2 separate regions of the Homo sapiens genome follow, and region 1 is linked to region 2. Evidence: read pairs that join two places in POLR2A ChIA-PET (ENCODE). Cell type or tissue: Panc1. All regions are shown on one strand. Each heading gives the region's core, and the rest is flanking DNA. Links, peaks and the distances in the headings are about the cores only.

Region 1 (10,882 bases), core at 1,666-9,665, 530 kb before region 2:
CCCAGAGGACCAGGACTCCCAATGTCCCCCCATTCCCCACCCGCCAGGAGAGAGCTTACCTCTCCCTCTTCCCAGCTGAGACCCTTCTGTGTCCCTTTCTGCACCTCTGCCCCGCCGCCCCCTCTAGCTCTCATGCCTTCATATTTCCCCTGCCTTACTCCTCCTTTCCACCCAGCTCAGCCCTGTCCTTCCTAAACCCTCCTTCAGGCTTGGTGTCTTTCAGTAGCCAAATAAATTTCAGAGCACGGAGATGGGAGCCAGCACAGATGAGGTCCAGGCATTTTTTAAGGGGTAGAGTGAGATCAGGAGTCACCCTGTTTCTTCCCTCCCCACCCAGACTCCACACAGCCCTGGGCTGTGAATCACTGATTCAAAAGGGCCATGAAGTTAGGCAAAGGTGCAGAACTGTTATGGGGCTGGAGGAACATGCAGGTGGCATGAGGGCCATTTGGGTGACAGCAAGAGGAAGCAGCGCTGCTCACTCCTTCTCCAGGTAGGTACTTTGAGGGGTTATGAATTAGGAATGTGGGTGTCATATATTTGGGACCTAGCTTTGCATGAACTTGAACTCAAATGTTCTTCAACATAACAGCTACAACCTCCCTGGGGGCCGCCCCTGACCCCCACCTCTCCTAAGAAATTTGCAGCCTGGGCCAAGGTTTTTCTCTTTGGCTCCGCTTGGAAGTGCAAACCTTGTGGATTTGAGATGAAACATATGCTGTTCTGGAATGTGGCTGTTAGCCAAGGGAATGCTCAGAGGCCCCTGCAAAATTTGTAGCCATCTGCCTGGGGTTGAGCTGGGGGGGTTGTGACAGAGCATTTGGGGCTGGGAAGGAGCCATGGAGGCTGAGGGTACCTTCCGTTCCTCTACCCCACTTAGGACCAGTGCCTCTCTTATCATTCAAGTGGATCTCAATGTGCTGTATTCCTCCCCTGGGGAGACCCAAACCAGACTCACCCTCAGATGCCGTGGGCCGAGTGACTGGCTCCAAAGGGAACAGGTGCCAATTAGAATGGCATTTTGCATATTCTTTGAATGTTATTCATTTCCTGCCAAAAGACACAAACTTTCCCTCCTCCCTGCCCCCGTCCCGGGAACCCACAGTGTTTTCCGTTCTTCCTCTCCAGCTCTGTTCCACTCATAGTCCCCGTTTCTCTGGGGATTTTGCTGACCCTTCTTCTGGAGCTTCTCTTGGCCTCCCAGGCCCTGATCATCAATGTGGAAACCCCCCAGTAGATGCGTCTTCAGGCCCAGACTTCCCTCTTTGGAGTGGCCAGACAGCAAATGCTCAGACCCCCTCCTCCCCGTCGAACAAGCTCAGAAATCAGTTGCCCGGGAAGGCCCTGCCTGGACTTTCTTGAATAGCTGCAGGTCTAGGCTGGAAAGCCCCTGAGGAGGACTTATCACAGGGACTGGGTGTGTTGTGGGAGAGAGGCAGCTGGCAGAGGCCCCACCAAATTATGGGTTAAAGAGCTCCATTTGAAAGCATTTCTGGGAAGTTGTCAAGTGGAGATGGGGGAGGCTTAGGGAAATCTTAGGGATTGAAAAGAACCCTGGAGATGATTTCATTCAATGCTGTTTATTATTATTAATAACAATGGTTTTTAAATTCATTTTTAACTTCTGGAGAATCTAAGACCTAGAGGAAGAAGGTCGGTTCCCCGGGGTCATGGGGGTTAGCAGCCGAGCTGGATGACAAGCCAGGACTGCCAACTCCCAGTCCAGCGCTGCTTTCACAGGACACTGTCTCTGTAAGTGCTCTTAGGAGAATGTCACCATGTCCCCAGCATGCTGTGGAGGTGGCAGCTGCATCAGTGGACCTGCTGCTTCCCTGGCCTTTGAGCTCCAAGCCCAGCCTCTGCCGAGACAGTCACTGAGGACGGCTATTACCTGTCCCTCGGGTGAATCCCAGAACCACACAGGGGGTGCATCAGGCACACCTTGGGTGGAATACCAGCTTGGGTTGCTTCTCAGAGAAGTTGTTTCCCACTTTCAGCCCCTGCTACCTTATATGTGTTTCATACCACATGCTCTGCTCCTCAGCCGCGGCTAACTAGACCAGGAATAAGTACCCAAGGCCAGCCAACGTGTTGGCAATAAACAGCCATCCGGTTTTTCTCTCTTAAGAGTTTGAAATTAAAAAGCAGACTCTGTTTGGTCATAGGGAGCTCAAGTAAATGTCATGATCAAGGAGGACTTACTTGTTAGGGCCATGTTATAAAACCATAGGCAAACCAAAGTCACGAAGAGAGAAAGGCTGAGCCAAGAGACCACAGCCCAGGAGGAGAGAGAATGACGAGGCCGGGTACTTTGCTTAATTAAAGTCTCATATCCCTCATAGTTATCTCTACATCCACTTTTCATATGTGTTCCTGTGAACTGAGTTCTGCCGCTTGTGACTAAAAGCACTTTGGCCAGATGTGATGAGGTTGGGAGCATCTTCGCAAAAAGGTCCCAGATGTGATGAGGTTGGGAGCATCTTCGCAAAAAGGTCCCAGATGTGATGAGGTTGGGAGCATCTTCGCATAAAGGTCCCCCTAAAAAGCCCAAGCAATAAAAGAGTGGACAATGGCTACTAATGGCCCAGGCACATCCCCACTCTATCAAGGCAGAGCTAGGGCTTTGGAGTGGAGAATTAGGGATTGGTGATATCCAGTGGGATGTAGAGGGGAGAACTCAGCCACTGGTGGCTACTACTCCCTTCATCTTCCTTTAGGAAAATGCTCAAATGCTCTGGGGTAACCCTACCTTGAGAAGCCCTCTGCATCCTGTTTCACCTCCTTGAGAATGTGCAAATGAATGACACTCTTACCTTGAGGGGAAACCTCCAGTGTGTCCACTGCTATTGACCAGGACTATCCTCCTCTTCCCTGGAAATAACACTGTGTGTGTCTATGTGTTGGGGGATGGCAGAGGTCGGGGCTGCGGGGAACAGAGATGATGGAGGCATGGTCAGCTGATTGCCAGGATGTGAATTTCAGGGGTTAAAGGCACTCCATCTAACTTGGATCAACGATCCCAGGGCTGTTGAAGGAGATGACAGGCCCATGTGTGTGCCCACACTGGCTCCAAGCAGAGAGGAACCAGTTCTACCTCAAGACTCCCAGGCACCCCCGATCTGGAAGACAGAGCTCTATCTTGCTGCAAAGCTACATCTGCCCACCAGATGAGCAGTACCTGTAAAAACTTCCCACATCAAGCCTTGTGGGGCTAATGCCTCTTCCAGAGCCGCTGACAACAGGAAAATGATCCTAGCACTGCACTTCCCAAAGGACTCAGAGATTCTTGCCCTGGAGCCAGGAATGGGGAGTTTGATGTTGTGTTGTCCACAGACATTCCAGAAGGAAAGGGTTGCAGTAGGAGAAGGCCTGGACGAACAAGAGGAGGGACCAGGGAACAAAAGCAGATTCTCAAAGAGGTCAATATATATTGGCTAATTGCTTAATATTGGTAATAGTATTAATAACAAAAATCCCTACCATTTACTGAAGGCCTTTAGCATGCCAGGCCTCTTGCAGACATCGCTCCAATTCATTCTCACAGCCTTGCAGAATATGTATTACTTTCCCCATTCTACAGAAGAAGAAACTGCTACTCCCAGAGGGTATGCTTTCAAAGATCACAGGGCTGCCACCAAGCCTGCTGCTTCATGTCTGAGTGAAACAGAGCAATCTCCCAGATAACAGGAGACGGGTAGGTGGAAACATTTCTAAAATGGGGCTGAAGGAGAGCAAGTAAGCGCCAAACCTCGGTCCCAGCCCCTCTTGGAATTGAGTTAAAGAGAAAAGAAGAGCTAAGAGCTCAGCGTTCCTGAAAGCAGCATGGGTGTCTTTTTTAATAAACACGCCAAAGCTTGACTCTCTGAAAAGCGTGCCGTGCCTTTGAAAGTGGGCCCCTTGGAAAGCTGTGTTCTATCAGAGCTGCTATTGCTCAAAACATTTTCAGAGCCTCCTCTTGGGCAATGGCCTTCAGGGCTCACAGCACATTCCTTTGAAAATCTTCAGACCAGGCGCCGTGACTCACGCCTGTAATCCCAGCACTTGGGGAGGCCAAGGCGGGTGGATAACCTAAGGTAGGGAGTTCAAGACCAGTCTGACCAACATGGAGAAACCCCGTCTCTACTAAAAATACAAAATAGCCAGGCGTGGTGGCACATGCCTGTAATCCCAGCTACTAGGGAGGCTGAGGCAGGAGAATCGCTTGAACCCAGGAGGTGGAGGTTGTAGTGGGCCGAGATTGTGCCATTGCACTCCAGCCTGGGCAACAAGAGTGAAACTCCGTCTCGAAAAAGAAAAAGAAAATCTTCAGTGTGGCAAATCTTCCTCTTCATCCTCTGGGGCAGATTTAATTTGGGGGCAAGTGCCAGGAATCACTTCAGAGTTGAGTAAGCCAACTGGGGTGTCTTATTTGGGGTCCAAATGAAGTGCGACCCTAAGGCAGAAGAGTGCCTTGTGTGGTAGAAAACCCAGTGGAGCCCTTGGGGACAGGTTAAGAGATTAGCCCAGGAGCCCTGGAGCGAAAGAATGGCCTGCACCCTTGCAGGGGGTGCAGGGGAGGCCTTGAGCGAGATCTGAGGGCTCTTCATAGAGAGAGACACAATCAACCCTAATCAGGGCATAAGTGAAAACACACGGTCCCATAAAGTGTCCTGGGAAAGATGCCACGTTAATAAAAGAGAAAAATGCAGAGGAATGGGTGAGGAGGGAGCCGTTAAGAAATTGCAAGTGCCTATAAACTCTGCCCTGCAGCCCCCACCCCCGCCCCCAATCATGGTTCCAACTCGTTTTTCGTTAGGACTCAAGGAAAAAAATCTTAAAGAAACTAGCCCGTTTGTAGAGATAGCAGAGGACGGAGCTGGCCACCTGACTGGAGTCTTCCTCTGCTGAGCCTCTGTGTCCCCTGCCTGGCGGCTGCCCTTCCACAAGTCTCTGGTGTGACCGGCCTTGAGTTACGTTCCTCATTACATAGTACGTCTTACTAGAACTGCCGTCTGGCAGGCCAGGATGCTGGGTGCAAAAGAAGAGGGTTACAGTGGATCCGGGTGCAGCAAGGACCATTGTTTCTACTCTGGGGCATTTCTGAAACACTATTTAAGTAATAGGAGTCATTTTCTCCTTTATATCCCCAAATTGGCCTTGGGGACCAGCTAATATAGTGGCAGCTGGCCAAAGCCTTATCACATTTCCAGGCTCCAACCAAACAGGAAATGGGATTCAACTGTAGGCAGAGCGTTAGTTCTCAGGTGGGACTTCCTGATGGTCAATAATCAGAAAGCAAGCATCAGCAACAGTTCAGAGGGAGGGAGGAGACTTTGTCCGTACAGCGGAGGAACTCCCAGTTTACGGAGTAGGTTTGAGAGACACTAACATAAGCAAAAAAAAAAAAAAAAAAAAAGAGAGAAGGAATATGCCAAGGTCACTACATTGGCAAAGATTGTCAGGTAAGCATGGAATATTTAGAAATCTGGGGAAAGGCCAGGTGTGATGGCTCATGCCTGTAATTCCAGCACTTTGGGAGGCCGAGGCGAGTGGATCACTTGAGGTCAGGAGTTCGAGACCAGTCTGACCAACATAACCCTGTCTCTACTAAAAATACAAAACTTAGCGGGCATGGTGGCACACATCTCTAGTCTCAGCTGCTCAATTTGGATGGCTGAGGCATGAGAATAGCTTGAACCCAGGAGGTGGAAGTTGCAATAAGCAGAGATCACATCATTGGTCTCTGGCCTGGATGACAAAGCGAGACTCTGTCTCAAAGGAAAAAAAAAAAAGAAATCTGGAAGAAAAACAAATGAGAATGCATAGCCTAGCTAGAGTCTCATGGTATCAGTTACAGCAGTTTTAGGGAGATGATAAGTAGTCTTATAGCAGAGATGTGATGCCAGAAAAGAACTGGAGTGGCTGTGGAAATGGGGAAGGACATAGGAACGTGGTGACAACTCTTGCCATGCTTCGTAATTGTGGGGGACAGCTGAGCGGGGGAGATAGGCAGGAGAATGTGTCTTGCTGAAGTGGGGAGTTCACACTGGTACAAGTAATACCAGTAGTTTGTACAAGTGGTTTGGCTGCAGAATGGAGAGTTGTTCTTAGATTTTTGTCCTGAAAGAAGTCACCTAGGAGGCTGCAGAGTTACCTTCCCAAAGATTGAGAACTGAGCTACACTCCTGTCCTTGTGCCTGGTTGGCATGTCTGGGAGCAGTGTCTAACGGGCACTTGGTCCTTGGGGCCCCTTCCAGCTGAGGAGGTTTGACTCCTTGCTTTGAGATGATGGCGAAGCTCTTTCATCTTTCCTGCCCCCAACCCCAACTGCTGGGGGCTCGGGTCAGATGCAAAGCCGGGCTGACTGTCTTCACTCAGGAATCTGTGCTGAGACCCAAGGAACAGGAAGCAGCTGAGATGCCTCCAGTTAATACTGCAACCGGAATACCCTCCGCAAGAAGGCTCAGCCGGGAGACCTGACAGAATCGGCATTGTTCAGCCAGACAGCCGGGAGCAGCTGCAGGGCCCCCTGGGTCTCCCTAGCACTGGGGATTGTGAATAACCTTCATCCTGGGCTCACAGACATCCTGAGGAGATCAGGGAAGTGCCAGCCTGTCTGGTACCGGGTTGGGCAATAATCATTGGTCAAAGAGGATCAAGGACAGAGGCCTTTGGGTGCTTATAATCCTACCCAAAAGAGGTCACAACATGTTGTGGAAGGACAGATAAAAGAAGCCAGGAATGAAGGGACCTGTTCAGGCAGAGGTGGGGGAAAGGGTCTTCCTATCATCACTGGAGCAGTTAGCTAAACGCTCACCCTTCTCAGCCCAAGCTCCGGATGGCATTCATAGTGCAAGAGTGAATTTGCCATTGTCTTGAAAAATTGTTCCTCCCCAAGAGGGAGCCCAACCAGGAATTACATCAAAGGATCATAGTTCTAGAGCTAGAAGTGACTCCAGTGATCACGCAATTTATCGCCTTCACATTGCAAAAGTAAGGTAGAAAAGTGAGGTAACTGACTCAAAGTCACACCCCTCATTAGTGGCAGAGCCAGAGCTTAAAACCTGGATCTCCAGACTTGAAGGCCAGTGGTCAATCCATTGCTGGTCTGCATAAAGCTACTTGACCCAGCCCTCCAGAGGCTGGCATGGGTGAAGACTAAGGAGGAAGTAGCAGGAATTGGACAATATAATGGGTATACGTAAGTACAAAGTGATCAACTTACAAATGAAATGCAAAGTTACAGGAAAATGAGCCTTACAGATTTGGGAGTAGTGGAAAGAGGACTGGACTATGTATGAGTCAATAGACCTTGGTTTAGGTTCCCCTTCTACCACTTGCTCACTACGTAACTGGGAGAATTCTACTTACTATCTCTGAGCCACGATTTATTCCTCTGTTAAATGGGGCTAAAAATATTGTAAGATTCTTATGAGAAATAGCATGTGTAGAAGTACTTTGCATCCAAGAATGTGTTAGGCAAACGTTAGCTGTTGTGGTAATTACTGGGATGATCCTAGGGTAGGTTTCTGAGTTTGGAGGCTGGAATCGATTATGGCTGGGATACTCCTAGTTCTCTGAGTTTCCCAGTGGAAGAGGGAAATCTGAAAATTGACACGAGTTGCTACTTCATCTTAGCCAGCTTCGGATTCAACAACGGGAGCTGAATTAAGCAGGGAAAGATCTAAGCCTGAATGCAAGCTCAGCCACACAATGGGGAGCCTTACCATGAGGGGTCCCAGGCTCCGGTTTCTGCCCTGAGAATCCTGGCCTTCCCTGGGAGGGTGCCTCTTGCAGAAGAAATGAAGCCTGATACCTCTCAACCTGAACAGGATCCCTTGGAGCTGTCAGGAGTGGGAGGCATGGAGTCAGGAGAACAGAACAGGAAAGGGGGCTGCCAGCGTGAGGCCCACATTCTTTAGCCAAAGCCACTTGAATATGAAGGGACAGTGGGACCCACAGCATCCTCCCTCACAGGCCTGGTGGCACCACCCTTGACTTTTGATACCAGGCTTGGGTGCAAAGGTGTGTCTCAGGCATTAAACTAGAGAGTGCAGCCTGGGATACCTGGAAGGGGAAGAGTTTGGAGGTCTGTTGTGATCCAGCTCAATGCAGCAGCTTGTCCTAGGTAAGAGCCCTGCTGTGCGGGCTGAGGTCATTGCTGGCACGAGCTCCCCACTCACTGCAGACGCCTGCAGTCTGTTTTAATATCTGCAGCAACCACATTCCTGAGCAGGGTGGGTAAGAGCCTTTCTGGACAAGACTGCTTTCCACCAAAAATTATTCCAGTTCACCAGAGGCAGATATTTGAGAGAGAGCTGGATTTTTTATTTTTTAAGGAGGAAAATAAAAATTCAGAGAGAATGAGTAAAGGCAGGAACCAAGAGGAGAGCAAGGTCCTGAGGACCGGGGAAGGGAGGAGGGACCTAGGGTCGTGAGGGAGAGAAGACAGAATATACAGGCAGTGGGTGCTGGGAAAGAGCTCTCTCTTTGGATCTAGCCTGTCTAGGCCTTTCTTAGGTCCTGATGAGTTTACCTGTTACCATCACCATTCATTCATTCATACACTCAACTGACACTTGACTTCCACTCCATATGCCAAATGCTGAGCTAGGAAGACAGAGAGGTTGTATTAGCTATCTATTTCTGTGTAACAAATCCATAATACATCATGGTTTAAAACAACACACTTTTATTATCTCACAGTTTCTGTGGGCCAAGAGCCAGGGCACAACTTAGCCAGGTCCTTTCTTTAGAATCTCTCACAAGGCTGTAACCAAAATTTTGGCCAGGGTTGGCATTTCGTCTGAAGGCTCACCTGGGGAAGGATCCACATCCAAGTTCACATGTTTGTTGGCAGAATTCAGTCCCTTGATGGTTGTTGGACTGAGGGCCTCGGTTCCTAGCTTGCTGCTGGCCAGAGGATGCTCTCAAATCCTTGCCACGTAGGTCTTGCCAACATGGCAGCTTGCTTCATGGAGATATGCAAGCTGAGAAGGCTGGAGAGAGGGTCAGCCAGCAGAACGGAAGTCACAATCTTTTGAAACCTGAGGAAGGAAGTGACATCCCATTGCCTTTGCCATATTCTGTGGATTAGAAGCAAGTCCCAGGTTCCACCCACACTCCAGAGGAGGGCTTTACACAAGGGTGTGGAGGCTGGGAGACAGAGACCATCAGGGACCATGTTAGAGGCTACTTGCCCCCAAGTCAAAGTTGTTTTTGGCCTTCGGGTAACTCAGAGACAGCAATAATGACAATTATAATAGTAGTAGCAGTACAATAGTAATAATAATGGCAAAAGCAATGCATTGAATACTTACAGTATGCAGGGGCTGTACTAGCTTGTCATATATATATATAAATATATATATATTTGCTTATCTAAATAGAGGGGTATCACACACACACACACACATATACACCTGTATATACATATTTGCTTTTAGTTCCTTTTTTTTTTTTTTTTTGAGATGGAATCTCGCTCTGTTGCCCAGGCTGGTATGCAGTGGTTCAAGTGATTCTCCTGCTTCGGCCTCCCGAGTGGCTGGGATTACAGGCGCCCGCCATCACGCCCGGCTAAGTTTTTGTATTTTTAGTAGAGATGGGGTTTCACCATAGTGGTCAGGCTAGTCTTGAATGCCTGACCTCAAGTGATCCACCCACCTCGGCTTCCCAAAGTGCTGGGATAACAGGTGTGAGCCACCGTGCCTAGCCTGCTTTTAATTCCTAAGTAGGTATCATTATTATCCTCTTTTTAGGCGAGGGAACAGGGTATCAGAGAGAGCACAACAGTGAGAGATCTAGGAGTTTTTAACTCCGATTTATCAGACTTCAAAGGCTTTGCTCTTACTCTCTTCATGTACATGCCTCCCAGATGAATGGCAGTCTAACCCGAAAAGTGCTGTAATGGTCCCTCTGTTTAGGGGTACGGTGGAAGGCTTCTCAGAGGCAGTGACATGGAGGGAGCCCCCTGTAATAACAGCAGCAGGACCCGAGGGGGAGTTCAGGGAAAGGAAAGGAAAGCGACACAATCCTTTGCTCTTGAGGAGCCCTTGAGGCTCAAGTGAGGGCCAGACCCAAGGAGAAGCCTCAGGGCACTAGCTGGGAGCAGCGGCAAGTGCAAGCGAACAGCTGTTGGAGAGCTCCTAGGAGAATGTAAGCCAGTGGCTGTTTAGATTAGTTTTCTAATTGGCCGAGTGTTAGCAAAGCCTCTTGTGTATACAGTGGGAATAGTTAATCTTGTCTATTTGTATATCCACTCATGTTCTGTCACTCCCTGATCTTCTCAGCTATCTGCCTCTTACTGTGGGTTTTAAGCCAAGAGAGGGTTTAAGTCCATGGGACTCTTTCTATGCAGCCCCTAGAACCCGTGGGCAGCAGGAGGAGAGCCACACAGTAGAAAAAGGTTCAAGTGCTTCCCCCACTCCATGCTGCCCTTGTCCCCACAGGCCTGCCTGGCCATACAGCCCCACTTGTCCCCAGGTGGCCTCCCTTCCTGCAGTGCTCATCTCCCCAGCACACCACTCCAGTCACTAGAACACATACATTTGCACAAAGCAACCATATGTCACCTCGCAGCTTCATGACAAACCTGGAAGTCAGGTTTTATTATTCTAAGTGAGAAACCAGGAGAGAGGTTAAGCGACTTGCCCAGTGTCACTCACACAGCTGTGTGTGGCTGAGCCAAGGTCAAAGCTGGGTCTTGTGCTCCTTTATTCTCTCGCAAGGGCTTCTGGTCTGGCCCGTCCACCCCACACACCATGTTCACATGTTCATCATGCAATTCCTTGCTCAGGAAGCCGTAAAGCCTCCTCCACTGACTGCCGCCGCAGCCACAGGCTTCTGCCTCCCTTCCAGGGCCCTTGAGTATTTGCTTCCCTTTCCTTGCCATGAACCCATCTCC
Region 2 (8,000 bases), core at 1-8,000:
GCATTTTCATGATAATTTCACAAGAGAAATCAAACATACCACATTATTCTTTGATTTAACAGTTGTCTGTTAACCCTGTGGAGCAATGTGGTTAAAGGTTTGTGCTTTACTTCCTGAAGCACTTACAATTAGATGCCATTAAGATCAGGAATCTCTGCTACTACATGGGGTCATCTGCATTAAGAAGACTGGAAATTTTAACTCTGATCACTCATCTAAACTCAACTCAACTAAATATCCCTCCCCTTCCCACAAACTTAAAGCCAAAGTAAGAGCCATGGAATTCAAACTCCACGGAGCAAATATTAGCAGACTCCTGGATGCAAACTTTAATGACCAGTAATTCTGTTGCTTCAACTAACACAAGTAGTTCAATATAAAGGCTGTGAATAAGTCGTACTCTTCTTAACAGAATCTAAGATAAATCAGTCTAGTTGGGGCTGCATAGAAAAAGTAGAAGCTGAAAACCCTACTCAGTCAAGGGCTCACCTGGAAACCCACAAAGGAGATCTGCATAGAAAGTATAGTGCCCAGGCAGTAAACAGTACAGTAGGCCACATAGATCCGGTGAGAGAAACGGCCTGTGAGCATCAGCACGAGGACGTGGAGAGGAATTAAGTTGATCAGGAACACATAACCTCCCCATGACGAGACCTATGATGGAATAGAAAAAAACAGTTCCTCTGAGTATGCCTCCTCAGACCACCACCACTATATTGTAGGATATCACCTGTGACTCTTTAAAGAACACTTATAGTAACTATAACTTTATTTATGCCAAATGGCTTAAAGAGTTCAAATAACTGATTTTTTTTTTTAAACAGGAAAATCAAGTCCTTACATGTACAGGTCACACAAAATAAAATAAATTTTAAAAAAGAAAATATAAAATCAAGTTCAAACCCATCACTGTAACTCAATCCCCTGCTCCCTTGTGGTTGCTGATGTCATGATCACATAACGAGAGGGACTCAAGCCTCAGAATTAATCTAAATGCAATCTACTGTAAGGTCACACAGAGGATTTAGGGATATGTGAGCAAGTGGAAGCAATTAAGGAAGTCTACATGTATACGTAAGTATGAACAGAAAAAATATACTGGAAAAGAAAAAAATTTAGGGGAACCTACCAGAAAAGAAAGTTGGTCAAACAATAAGTACCCATAGGAAATACAGTATTTAGAGAACTTTAAAAATTGAAAACATGTAGAAAAAGTTACCATGTAGAAATAAGCAAGGGCACACTTAGCTGCCCAACAGATGGAACCAGTCTTTACTGCCTTGATCCACATGTAGTAGGTGAGTAGCATGCAAAAGATGGCAATCCCTGCAGAAAGGACACACCAAAAATTCAACAAGAGGCCAGGCTAGTATAGTCATTAAGAATACTGTTCTGGAACAGACTGCCTGGATCTACTACCAAGTAATAGTGTAATTTTAGGCAAATTATTTACTTCCTTTTGTTTCAGTTTCATGTAAGAAGAAGTAATAGTATCTACTTCATAAAAGTGTTCTGAAAACAAATATAATTAATGCCTGTAAAGCACTTAGAAGAGTACCTAGCATATAATAAACATTAAGTAAATATTGGCCATTATTATCATTCTTTCCAAGCACTAAACATCCTGCTAGTATAGTTCTAAAGACATCTTATACTATCATTCATCATCCTGCCTCTATGTCTTAACATATAATACTCATGCCCCAATTGCCCCTTTCCTTGATATCTGCCTAATGAAGTCCCAACTTCAGGACCCAGTTGACCCTCAACCACTTCTAAAAAGCCTTCCTTGATTCTCCAGTCTGCTTTTTTTTTTTCTTAAAAAAATAAAAATAAAAACAACAACAACAACAACAAAAACAGGGTCTTGCTCTATTACTAGGCTGAAGTGCAGTGGCAATCACAGCTCACCGCAGCCTCAACCTCCCAGGCTCAAGCGATCCTCCCACTTCAGTCTCCAGAGTAGCTGGGACTATAGGCGCACACTACCATGCCCAGCTAATTTTTGTATTTCTTATAGTGACAGGGTTGCCCAGGCTGGTCTCAAACTCCTGAGCTCAAATGATCCACACACCTCAGCCTCTGAAAGTACTGGATAACAGGGCGTGAGCCACCAAGCTCAGCCCCAAATCTCTCCTTCCACTACATTCCTGAAGTACTCTGTTCAAATTTTTATCATGGCACATAGTACTATCTCCTGTCACTGGAGTTATATTTACATGTCCATTTTAATCTTCCTTAATAGATGATGGGCCAATATAACCTTATTCATTACCTATCTCTTTAATTTCTTATAATTATGCACAAAGTAATCTTAGTCATTACCTAACACTTAATACTATGTTTTCCCAATAACATTCAACAAATGTATGTTGAATTGAGAATAAGTCAATCAGTCATTAAAATTTTAAGGACATCCACTCCCTTTATGTAGGAAAATAAAGCAAATGATTATAATGTTAAAACAATAGTTAACTATTTTATGAGTGCAGAGATGAACCAAAGACTTGTAAGAAAAGTTACCAACTACCTTTCTGGAAAGGATGATGGGAAGAGAACATGAGCTTGTCCAAGATCCGTTCCTGCCCATTTCTAATATTCTCACCCAGTTACCATTTTTATTATTGCTAAACCATAGACTGCACTTTGTGAAGCTCTGTTGGATAATGAGGTGAGATGATCTTCTTCAGCATTTTAAAAGTCTTACCTTCATTATCATAGGAGCCAGCCACAGATCGGGAGATATATCCAGGAACTACAGCAATCATGGCAGCAGCAAGAAGCCCAGCCCCTGCATCCTGTAAGAAAAAAAGGGTAATAAGACATTAACACCAATACAATGCTGAGAAAGAACAGAGGATCCACTAGTCCATTCTGTTTATAATGAGCCCAGAAAACAGTCCAACAATTTCGAAGGTAGATGTGAGATGTTAGAAATGCTAGAAATGCTCACAGCACAAGCAAGCTAAAAACTTCATGACCAATTCCCCATGATGACACCAAACCTGACACTGAGAACACATATGCTGAGGACAGACAAATCAAGTGAGATGTCAAACATCAATACTGTCCCAGAATGGGCTGTTTGGCTACCAATCTCCCCAAGCTCGTAAGTCTCTACCCCTAACAATATCTGTACATCATTGGAACACCAGTCACACCTCTAAAAGCCATGCAAGGACAATCAAAGGAAGAAAATTATTATTTCAGTTAAAAAGCCAAGAAAGCTAAGTGATAATCTACCTAAACTGAAGATGCCAGGAGCTTAGGCAATAAAGCTTAAATATCACCAGGCACCCTTTGAGCTCAGGAGAAAGGAGCAACAGATATAAGCCACATTCCAAAAAAGTAAAGACTTGTCTGTTGAAAGAGTCAAATTTGGGAAAGGGCAGCAAGGAGAAGGATCAAAAAGTTTTCCAAACTAAATTCAGGCTTCCCAAACCCCCTACTAGTTTATCACCTCTCAGGTATCTCTCTAACACCGCAGCACAAACTAAGAATAGCACCCAGGGAGCCAAGGTCAGCAATGCTGAAACCTGGAAAAACAGAGTCAGCATTATGGAGTCTACTACGGAAGCCAAATGGCTTAAGAATTTTAAAATAAAAAAAAATTTTTTTTAAATCAACAAATAATTGCTGAGTACATTCCTGGTAGGAAAAACTAACCGTTTTGGAATGTTTCATGTAGTTTTTTTTTCCTCTCCCTTACATTGTGAGGACTTCAAAATCCAAACCTCACATTTTGCATTTTAAATGTTTTTTTCTTTATGTTGCAATTTACATTTCACTTTCAACTGTACTCTCATAAGGACAAACAGTTGCTAATGATAAAAAACACATATTGCAGAAAGGGGTTGGAGTGAAGCCAATTAATTTGGCCCAGTAAAAGCTGTCTTCACCTTCTGGCTCCCTGCCTTTCTAAGGCTCTGTCCCCCACCCTCCAGCATCGATTAGAGAGGCTCAATAACATTCATTCCCAAGCCTCCTGTCACCCCAAATCCTTCACCTTGAGCTCTTTGGTAAGGTGGTACGTGACGATGGTGGTGAAGGAGGAGAAGAGAGGGGCCAGGAACACACAGACATTCCGAATGTCGATGGTGATGTGGAAAAAATGGAGTACATGGTAGATTGCAGCAGAGGTGATCATTAAACCTGTAACAGGAAGAAGAAACTCCATTAGGTTGTCTTACCAGAACTTAAGGGAAAAAGAAAGGGAAAATCCCAGATACAATAAAGTGACTATGTAAGTCTTGACAAATCACCAGAAATACTAACATAGCAACTGCAGTAAGCCTATAAATTTCTCCCCTAAGGATTCAATCAGAAGTCTAGAATGTATAAAAACCACCCATCTCCACTCTACTACAAATGTACTCCTGTTTATGTAAGATGCACTTTTAGGAACCTGTAATCAGGATGAAATTACAAGTGTCACAAGACAAAGCTATTAGAAATAAAAGAAACTGGTTCTCTAGCATACAAATATTTCTGTTTTTTTTTTAAAAAAAAAAACACATCTGGTCTCCTCACCTGGGTAAATTGTTCCTCCAATGATTCGTCCCAAAGGGTACCAGGCTCGGTCATCAAACCAGTTATGGAATTTATAAAACCCCTCCTCAGCCAGGAACCTGGTAGTCCGATAATTAAAGTACCTATAGCAAGAAATAAACTTTGTTGTAAATTTGTGGTGAATTTTGCTCCTCAGGATACACCATTGAGAAATTCAGCATTACTCAATGAAAAATCAGTTTAACATCAGATATTATGCCATGAAAATCATTTTACACTACCATAAGTCTGTTTACTTCTATCTCCATGCTTGTCTCAACTAAAGCACTGCTTTTCTCATAAGGAAATGAGCCGGGTGCAGTGGCTCATGCCTATAATCTCAGCACTTTAGGAGTCCGAGGCAGGTGGATCACAAGGTCAGGAGTTCGAGACTGGCCTGACGAACATGTTGAAACCCCATCTCTACTAAAAATACAAAAATTAGCTGGGCACGGTGGCATGTGCCTGTAATCCCAGCTACTCAGGAGGCTGAGGCAGGAGAATCGCTAGAACCTTGGAGGCAGAGGTTACAGTGAGCCGAGATTGCCACTGCACTCCAGCCTGGGCAACAGAGCAAGACTCCATCTCAGAAAAAAAAATAAATAAATAAAAAGGAAATGAAACTGGAGCCTAACATTGTAACAAAGCAATCAAATGGGATACTTCAACAAGCTGACATGTGGTAGGCATTAGGACCAGTCAGAGAATTCAAGCACCATGAAGACAAAGCCACTGAGATGTGGGCACCAATAGATTTTGGCTTTCTTATTTATTTTTTTTTTTGAGACAGAGTTTCGCTCTTGTTGCCCAGGCTGGAGCACAATGGCACGATCTCGGCTCACTGCAACCTCTGCCTACGGAGTTCAAGCCATTCTCCTGCCTCAGCCTTCTGAAAGTAACTGGGATTACAGGCGCTCGCCACAATGCCCAGCTAATTTTTGTATTTTTAGTAGAGGCAGGGTTTCACCATATTGGCCAGGCTGGTCTCAAACTCCTGACCTCAGGTGATCCACCTGCCCCAGCCTCACAAAGTGCTTGGATTACAGGTGTGAGCCACCATGCCTGGCCAGATTCTGGCTTTTAAGTGACAGGAACATATTTTTAAAAATCTATACTGCACACAAAGACACATGAATAATTTCCAGTGATGAGAATCTTTAAAGATGTTGGTATACCATCATATGCAGGATGAAAAAATTTTAACCTACTTCATAACACAACTTTCTTAATCAGTGTTTAAACTTTTAACAAGGTCTACTCATGTGGTTATCTAAAATGCTTCTTATGTCACCTATATAGAAGCATAAAAATATAGATTACAGCCAGGCATGGCAGCTCATGCCTGTAAGCCCGGCACTTTGGAAGACTGAGGCAAGAGGATCGCTTAAGCCCAGTTCAAGACCAGCCTGGGCAACACAGTGAGACTCTGTCTCTACAAAACATTTTTTAAAAATTAGCCAGGCATGGTGGCACACACCTATAGTCTCAGCCACTCAGGAGGTTGAAGTGGGATGACTGCTTGAGTCCAGGAGGTCAAGGCTACAGTGAGCCATGATCACAACACTGTGCTCCAGACTGGGCAACAGAGCAAGACCCTTTCTCAAAAAAAATATAGAAAGATACACAGATACATAGACAACATGAAAAATATTTGACATAAAATGCTTAAGAGCTTTAAATGGAAAGATAGTTCTTTAGGCCCAAAATATGTAAGTCCTTAAGTTTCTTATTTAAAAAGAAATAAGGCTGGGTGAGGTAGATAACACCTGTAATCCCAATACTTTAGTAGGCCAAGGCAGGTGGATCACTTGAGCTCAGGAGTTCAAGATCAGCCTGGGCAACATAGAGAGACCCTGTTTCTAAAAAAAAATACAACAATCAGCAGGACTTAGTGGCACACGCCTGTAGTCCCAGCTACTCAGGAGGCTGAAATAAGAGGATCACCTGAGCCCAGGGAGGTTGAAGCTTCAGTGAGCCCTGATCATGCCATTGCACTCCAGCCTGGTGACAGAGCAAGACCCTGTCTCAAAAAATAAAATAAATAATAATAATAATAAGGCCAGGCGCAGTGGCTCACTCCTGTAATCTCAGCACTTTGGGAGGCCGACGCAGGTGGATCACCTGAGGTCGGGAGTTCGAGACCAGCCTGACCAACATGGAGAAACCCTGTCTCTACTAAAAATACAAAATTAGCCAGGCGTGGTGGCGCATGCCTGTAATCCTAGCTACTTAGGAGGCTGAGGCAGGAGAATCGCTTGAACCCGGGAGGCAGAGGTTGTGGTGAGCTGAGATTGTGCCATTGCACTCCAGCCTGGGCAACAAGAGCAAAACTCCATCTCAAAAAAAATTAATAATAATAACAAATAAAAATAAATAAGAGGCCGGCGTAGTAGTTAATGCCTGTTATCCCAGCACTTTGGGAGGCAGAGGTGGATGGATCGCTTGAGCACAGAAGTTTGAGACCAGCCTGTGTAACATGACAAGACCCAATCTACAAAAAATACAAAAATTAGCCAGGCGTGGTGGCGCGTGCCTGTAATCCCAGCTACTTAGGAGGCTGAGGCAGGAGAATCGCTTGAACCCGGGAGGCAGAGGTTGTGGTGAGCTGAGATTGTGCCATTGCACTCCAGCCTGGGCAACAAGAGCGAAACTCCATCTCAAAAAATAATAATAATAATAATAAATAAAAATAAAGAAGAGGCCGGTGTAGTAGTTCATGCCTGTTATCCCAGCACTTTGGGAGGCAGAGGTGGATGGATCGCTTGAGCACAGAAGTTTGAGACCAGCCTGTGTAACATAACAAGACCCAATCTACAAAAAACACAAAAATTAGCCAGGCATGGTGGCGCGTGCCTGTAATCCCAGCTACTCGGGAGGCTGAGGTGGGAGGATCACTTGAGCCCAGGAAGTTGAGGCTGCATGAGCCATAACTGAGCCACTGAACTTCAGCCTGGGTGACACAGCAAGACCCTGTTTCCAAAAAAAAGGAAGACAGACAAAAATAAACAAAGAGTCTCAAACTAGAGACAGTTTAATTACTATGGATAATCATGACTAACCGTCCTCTCTGCCCACCTCTCTAACCCTATTTCCTCCTTGGTCAGTCAAGTTTTGAAAGCTGAAGTAAACAGAAGCAACAGATGGCAGAAATCTCTATCCTTCTGTTTGTCACTGATGTTATTTTGGTGACTGTCAGAAACAGAAGAGATGAGGGTTGCAGACATCAGTATGTGTCAGAATTGTGTCCTTTAGCTACCAGTAGGAGAGGCAGAGTGAGAGAGGAAGTATAAGTTAGTAGGAATAGGTCTGGACTGCATTCACCACTCTGGGAATCAGTTTCCTCCTCTGCAAAAGGAAGTGTCAAGTCCCTTATGGTCCCTAACAGCTCTTGACGACAAAGCAGATGCTCTTGCATTCCTTGATTATCTAACATCAATATTTGCTCATTCAGA

The links. ChIA-PET counts read pairs that join two places held together with the same protein. Peaks named below come from ENCODE experiments on the same cell type or tissue, not always from the same donor. Only the 100,000 strongest peaks of a DNase experiment are listed, where the experiment ranks them.
Region 1: POLR2A ChIA-PET joins it to region 2 with 10 read pairs; 3 of 35 experiments call an interaction of 5 or more read pairs at or near these places.

The regions. Positions count from the first base shown.
Region 1 is chr11:126,129,730-126,140,611 of GRCh38, reverse strand. LOC105369591 reads left to right here. Exons shown (of 4, transcript XM_017018656.2): 1 at 1-493. The coding sequence starts at 267. LOC124902784 (a long non-coding RNA gene) reads right to left here. Exons shown (of 2, transcript XR_007062938.1): 2 at 8,652-9,026. It overlaps LOC124902783 (a long non-coding RNA gene), which reads right to left and starts at 5,122. Exons shown (of 3, transcript XR_007062937.1): 1 at 3,481-5,122; 2 at 3,179-3,369; 3 at 2,795-2,923. In Panc1, for the core only: no CTCF peak of the experiment used is centred there; no DNase peak of the experiment used is centred there; H3K27ac peaks cover 442 bases; H3K27me3 peaks cover 429 bases.
Region 2 is chr11:125,598,955-125,606,954 of GRCh38, reverse strand. STT3A (STT3 oligosaccharyltransferase complex catalytic subunit A) reads right to left here. Exons shown (of 18, transcript NM_152713.5): 4 at 4,531-4,652; 5 at 4,007-4,152; 6 at 2,708-2,798; 7 at 1,220-1,326; 8 at 490-654. Among named protein-coding and RNA genes, the nearest start is that of STT3A, 10 kb to the right of the region's middle. In Panc1, for the core only: no CTCF peak of the experiment used is centred there; no DNase peak of the experiment used is centred there.